Regions from separate parts of the Mus musculus genome. Here region 2 is linked to region 1. The links are chromatin contacts, found by Hi-C or POLR2A ChIA-PET in ENCODE. All regions are on one chromosome and are shown on one strand. Each heading gives the region's core, a stretch centred on a gene start or an enhancer-like site at or near the end of the contact. The rest is flanking DNA. Distances are from core to core; before and after follow the strand shown.

Region 1 (3,382 bases), core at 633-3,132:
GGGTTTCTCTGTGTAGCCCTGGCTGTCCTGGAACTCACACTGTAGACCAGGCTGGCCTTGAACTCAGAAATCCGCCTGCCTCTGCCTCCCGAGTGCTGGGATCAAAGGCGTGCGCCACCACACCCGGCTGAACCATGCTTTTAAAAATAGTATTTATGCTATAATTTATACCATAATATTAAAATTTTAGATTTACTTCATGAGTGTTTTGTCTGCAGGTATGTATGTGCCTACTGCCCACAATAGGAGGTCAAAAGACTGGGACTTGTCTCCAGTCAAGGGATTACATATTCAAATGTTATGTCTAGTCAGTCTCATTTAAACATCAGGAGGATATATGAAGAGCTGAGGGTGGTGGCTCATGCCTCTAAACCCAACACTAGTTGGGGAACCCTGTCTCAGCAACAAAAGAGGATATATAAAAGGAAGTTACACAAGAAAGGATCAATTCTGCAATGCATAGTAGCATTACTTTAAAATTTGGAAAGCTTGAAAATTGAAGCTTTTATGCCTATGTCAACTTCAGTGGCTCACTGATAAGTGTACACAATTTTTTCAATATGATATTTCAAATATCATTGGTTTTCCTATTCATGTCATAGGAAAGGATAAAGAGAAAGTTTATAGTTTTTCCTTCTTTGTTATTCTATTTTGGTTAGTCCCTGGGAAATTCTTGGAGTCAGGCTTGGGTGAGAAGTATAGTTCAGTGGTAGAATACTTGTTTACCATTAAGTAACCATGATTCCTTTTTTGGTTTTGTTTTGTTTTGTTTTGTTTTGTTTTGTTTTGTTTTGTTGAGACAGGGTTTCTCTGTATAGCCCTGGCTATCCTGGAACTCACTTTGTAGACCAGGCTGGCCTCGAACTCAGAAATCTGAGGCCTGCCTCTGCCTCCCGAGTGCTGGGATTAAAGGCATGTGCCACCACGCCCGGCAGGACCATGATTCCTGAAGCCTTAGTTCAGTCGCAGGGTGAATCCAATGACTGAGCAAACAAGCAAAGAGCCATTAAAATGTGTTTGGAGTCAGAGGTGATGAGCTATAATACCTCTCTGTGTGTTTGTTTTGTTTGTTGTTTGTTTAAGGGTGTAGTTCTGCCCTAGAACTTGCTGTGTAGACCCAGCTGGCTGCCCCTGCCTCCCATACACTGGGCTTATGCCTGAGTCCCAGAATTTGAGGGTAGATGCAGGAGGATCTCTGAGGCTTCTACACAGCAAGATCCAAGCTAAACTGGATACATAGTGAGTCCTGGTTTGGTTCCTCACACCCATATGGTGGCTCACAACCATCCCTCTTTAATTACATCTAAGCTAAGGCATAGAAAACTCTGTCTCCTCCTCTCCTCTCCTCTCCTCTCCTCCCCTCCCCTCCCCTCCCCTCCCCTCCCCTCCCCTCCCCTCCCCTCCCCTCCCCTCAAACTCCTGATCCTTTTTATGTCCCTTCTCAGGAATTGGGATTACAGGCTTTTACAACTCCGTAGGATTTGTAGAACGTTTCTTAGGCTCACTTGAAACAAACTAAAGGCTCACTCGAAACAAATGATAATGTGTACTAAACTCTCCGAGGAGTTCTCGTGATTATGTATGTCATTTATGCAACAGGTTTCATTAAAGGAAAATAGTTAAGTGAGTTTAGACTGAGTTGTCAAAACGAGTTCTAACAGCCAAGGGATACTTACCTCCCCCCTCCACACGCATTCTGTCTTTGCGCAATGCTGTGTGCAGAAGAGAAACTACACTTCCCAGGAACCTCTGCCGGTGAGGCGCAAGGCAAGATGGGAAGTACTGCTGGGTGAACAACCGTCCTATTGGTGTGCAACCTAAAAGGCCGCCTGAGCTCGTGAGCGATTGGTAGGATTTTGTAGATGCTCGCTGATTTGAGTTGTTTTTCGGTTGCGTTGTTGGACGCCAGGGGTTAGCACTTGGTGAGTGTGGATTTCAGGGAAAGGGTGAAAGTTTTTTGGGGAGTAAATATGGTGGGATAAAAGCCTTAGTAATCAGTGCGGAAGGGAGCTACAGGAGACTAAACCTAGGGCCAGTCAAGGAAAGATTGTCTGTAAAAAGAGAAGTTTCCGGGACGCGGAGAGCTTTAAGAATGACTGAGCAAAGATCTGCTCAAGAACTGTATGAACTTGCCAGAGAACAGGATCCAGACGTCCTGAGATGGACGGAGTTCCGTCTCCGTCTTCCTCCCACTTGCTTAAGCTTCGATTTCCTCGTTTGAAAAATAAGGGATAATAAAAATACTTCAGAAAGTGGTTATGCGGGTAAATACGACTTTTTAGGGACGGGGTTGTGGCCAATATGTAGAGTGTTTGCTTAGCACGCCTGTGCCCTCAATTCGATCTCTTACACCTACAAAACAGAAACCCATCACCTTTTATATAAATAGAGGCATTCCTGCCTTGCAAGGTAGGATTAAGATGGCTTCTGTCTGCCTGGAAGATAGGTTATCATAGTAAAACTGCAAATACAGGCATTTATCAGTGAGGGGGGAAAAAAAGCTTTTAAATTTTTTTAATTATTCGTTTTTGTTTTTTGATTCGGGAATCTTACTCTGCAGCCCACGTGGGCTTGCAGTTCACTATATGTACCAGACTGGTCTCAAACTCTTGGCATTATACTCTTGTCTCGGTCTTCTGAGTGTTGGGAGTACAAGTACACAATCAGTTTATGGTTTTTCTGTTGTTTATTTGAGACAAGACCTTGCTCTGTTCCGGGCTTGCCTGGAATTCAACTCTGTACCCTAGGCTGCCCTCAATGTTGGGTGATCTTCCCAGTGCTAGCTTTTAATGACAGATGCCACTACAATTGGCTTTCTAGATCGTCTTGAATGGAAAAACTCAAGAAAGAGATGGAAGAAATAGTATTTAAGATGAATTTTACATGCAGAATACACTTGATTAAGTGAATTTACTAGAGTTGTGGAAGGAGTTATAATTGAACTGCCAGGAAGCTCATGAGCAAAGGCATAGAACCAAGAACATTATGTGCCTCTGGCGTGGTGTATAAGCTTTTAATCCCAGTGCTCGGGAGCCAGAGGCAGGCAATCTCTGTAAGTTTTAGACCAGCCTGGTTTACATAGTTCCAAGCCAGCCGTAGTGAGATCCTGTCCAAAAAAACAAACAAAAAAAACATTTTATAAAAACAGGGTATATCTGGGGAAAGAGATAAAAATAAGTCAGGGAAGAGAGGTTAGGCTCTAAAATAGAAAGTTCTGAATTCTAGGCTTTATTTAATGTTCGTGTCTGTAAGTAGCCACTTGTCAGCTTGTGATTTTTTTGTTTTGTTTTGTTTGTTTGTTTGTTTTGTTTTTTTTGGAACAAGGTATCTATCACTATATAATGCTGGTTGTCCTGGAACTCAGGCTGGATATGAGAATCTA
Region 2 (3,382 bases), core at 542-3,041, 480 kb before region 1:
CTATGAGTTTGAGACAATCCTGGTCCACATAGGAAACTCTAGGACAACCAGGACTACACAGAGACCCTGTGCCCCGCCTCCCCCCAAATGAAACAAAGTTGCCTAACGCCCTACACACATGTGTATCCAAACAAACAATTACACCCACAATAATAGTAAAATTTAACATTTTAAAGTGACAGTCATGGCTGGGTACTCCTGGATCTCCATTCAGGGGAGGAAGAAAAGGTAGGATCTACCAGGCAGTGGTGGCACATGCCTTTAATCCCAGCACTTGGGAGGCAAAGGCAGGCGGATTTCTGAGTTCGAGGCCAGCCTGGCCTACAAAGTGAGTTCCAGGACAGAGAAACCCTGTCTCCACAAAAAAACAAAAAACAACAACAACAACAACAACAAAACAGAAAAGGCAGGATTTGAGTTCAAGGCCAATTTAGGATACAGTTCAAAAACCAAAACAAAACAAATGTTATTTTAAGGACTAAAAAAAAAAAAAATAGTTTAGAATAGTGCCTGATCATCCAGAGCCAAGAGACTTTGTAGAAAAACTGTATAAATGTTTTCAATTCGCTGTTATAATCATCCAGGACACATTTATCCAACTGTGTATGTGAAATGTAAGTGATTCACTACCCACACACTTGCCTAACTCTTTATGTGTTAAAACAAAATGGAAGAAAGGTATTTCAAGGGTGTGGCAATACATCTAAGGTCACACAAGTTAGGGCAGAGAGCATCAACAGTCTGGTTTATACCAAGCCTCCAAGGGGAATATTGGAAATTTTGCAAAAACTTTTTTTTTAAATATCAGACAGAGGGGCCTGTCAGCATGGTTCAAAACTTTTAAACACAGAGTAAAACAGACCTCTTAGATAAACACTTGTGTGTGGGAATGGCGAACTGTTTAGCCGAACTATCAGTCAAAAGCATGTGAATTTCTGGGCAGATCGCTTCAATTTTTACCCCTAAGTAAAATCCTCAACTTAGCCTAGGCTACCTCCTTCACAGGACTATAATGTAAAGGCAAGAAATGCAGGATGCCGCGAAAATGTGAGGAGGGATTTTAAAAAGAGAAAAACAAAAAACCCCGAATCACTGTGAAAGGCATCGCCTTCGTGTGGTAAGAAGACCTAGTCTGTTTTGTTTTGTCTTGGGGGTGGGGGGGGGTGGCGTGGGACCGTGAATGGGTGTCAAAACGCAGCCAGCGCTGAGACTGAGAAACAAGCCTTCACACTGTGACAGGACACCACTAGCGAAGCTAATCTATAATCGGTCTAAGTGAATGGCACACGCTTCCCTCCTCCAAGCGAGAATTCACGCTTCCTAGTCTGCCCCCCAAAACAGACCCTGCTTCCCAAAGCCGAGATCTGGGTGAAGAACAGAATGTAGAGCAAGGGTGAGTTCCAGAGCCTCAGGCAGCCACACAGCCGGTTCAAAAGCCGCCCGGCGTGGGGGCGCACTGGACAGGTCGGATTCACCCCAAACAGCCCCTCAGAAGTTCCGAGACGCCGCGGCGGAGCAGCACGGTCCTCCTCCCTCAGGCCCGGTCTCTCCCGCGCCCTGGGCAGCACCGTGGTCAGCTCGGTGGTCTCCAAGACCCCTTCCTCAGCGGATGGAAACCGCTCCACCAGCCACCAGGGCCGCCCCAGAATCCCACTCCCCTCACCTGGCTCCAGCCCTGCCCCACAAGGGACGAAGGAGACGGCGGCGGCGGCAGCAGGGGCTTCCCACGGGGTGCAGGAGCGACAGTGGCTGCTTCGACCCGCGAACCTAATCTACCGCCGCCGCCATGTTGGACGGTGAGGTCACCCTGGCGCGCCTACGTCACGGCGGCGTAGGGGCGGGGCCCGGGCGTAATGCCAAGCCGGAAGCCAGCGGCTCGGTCAACTGGAAACGAAGCAGGGTCACTGACACCTGCTGGTCAGTTTGCGCAGGCGTGACCTGTGTACGAAGCTGTCCTGTGCCTCTCTTTCCAGGAGCCGCTTAAATCCTCGATTCTGGACTTCATAAGTATCTTCACCCAGTCATTTCCGGTGCTAGTTAGGGCGAAGGGTGATGAGGTAGACACCACCGCACGCCTGCTCACCCCTGTGTGGGACAAGAAGCTGGTGGCATAGCAGAAGCAGAGTTCTGCAGACTTTTGCGTTCCTGGAGTACTAAAGCCCTCAGGTTACTGGTCAAGACTGCACTTCCTAGGGCTGCCAGGAGATTGTCCTGAAAGTTAGGAAAGCAATTTAAAGGCAGGGTGGAATGACTAGGTTGAGACAACTCAGGATCCGGGCACCATGGTGATAAAAAGAGTCTTATAGTAGTAATCCATTTTTTACTCGCACTGCCTGGCAAGCTGCCTGGACTATAGTTTCTTATGTTTGTTTCTTGACTCTACAAAAGCATGTCCAACCTGTGGTCCAAGATAAACTGAATGCTTATCAACCAGAAAGAAAAAGAAATAGATTGGGGCTGGAGAGTTGGCTCAGTGGTTAAGAGCACTGACTGCTCTTCCAGAGGTCCTGAGTTCAAATCCCAGAAACCACATGGTAGGTTCACGACCATCTGTAATGAGAACTGATACCCTCTTCTGGTGTGTCTGAAGACAGTGACAATGTGGTTACATATAATAATGAATAAATCTTAAAAAAAAAGAAAAAGAAAAATAGATTTACTTAAACCATGAAGGCTGTGTATAACCCGATTATCTAGTTGTTCAGCAAGAGCTTTTTAGATCGTGTAAAAAGGTCAAGATATCTAGGCAAGATAAACACCCTGCATTAGCCAGCTTGAGTTTCAGCCTGTGTTACTGAAATGAAGTGACAAAGTAACACAAACAGCACAGAAGATTAGGAGTTAGAAGGCGGTTGAAGGCGGTTGCAATCAGTCAGATCAGAAATGATAAATGTGTCCAGTTGCTTGTACAGGCTGGTAATCCCAACACTCTGAAGGCTGAAGCAGGAGGATAAATTGGAGTCTGGCTACATAGTGAATCTTATCTTTAAAAAAAATAATAAAAGATTGATTACAAAACTGACTGGGGACCATTGATATGGCTCAGGTTGCAAAAGTGCTTACTGTAAGCCTAATGATCTGAGCTGGATCTCTGGAACACACATGGTAGAAGAAGAAAACCATCGCTAGCAAGTAGATTTCTCTGACCACACTGCCTAACCCCACCTCCCATACACACACATTTCAAAGCAAAACAATCAATACAAACTGAAAGGAAGTGATGACCAGTAGCTAAGTTTAGGAGGTAATAGAAATGTTTAAAATTCACAATGATAATGGTGGCACAATTACAAATATCTTGAATTTCACTTAATTATATGCTCTTGGTTTTTTGGGACAGTGTTCCATACTGACCTCAAACTTGCTCTTTATCCTAGAATGA

Evidence for each region. A loop is a pair of places that touch in the nucleus more often than their neighbours do. ChIA-PET counts read pairs that join two places held with the same protein, here RNA polymerase II (POLR2A).
Region 2: a loop to region 1 is called in a map of T-helper 2 cell, with 7 times the contacts of the local background. The contact joins the promoter of Bcl2l13 here to the promoter of Ccdc77 in region 1. A Hi-C loop is called at or near these places in 1 of 37 maps with a recorded cell type or tissue (T-helper 2 cell). POLR2A ChIA-PET finds 5 or more read pairs at or near these places in 2 of 5 experiments (Patski and embryonic stem cell).

The regions. Positions count from the first base shown.
Region 1 is chr6:120,355,867-120,359,248 of GRCm38, reverse strand. Ccdc77 (coiled-coil domain containing 77) reads left to right here and starts at 1,882. Exons shown (of 12, transcript NM_001381936.1): 1 at 1,882-1,922.
Region 2 is chr6:120,834,639-120,838,020 of GRCm38, reverse strand. Bcl2l13 (BCL2-like 13 (apoptosis facilitator)) reads right to left here and starts at 1,791. Exons shown (of 7, transcript NM_153516.2): 1 at 1,664-1,791. Gm38889 (a long non-coding RNA gene) reads left to right here and starts at 1,827. Exons shown (of 3, transcript XR_869411.3): 1 at 1,827-1,917.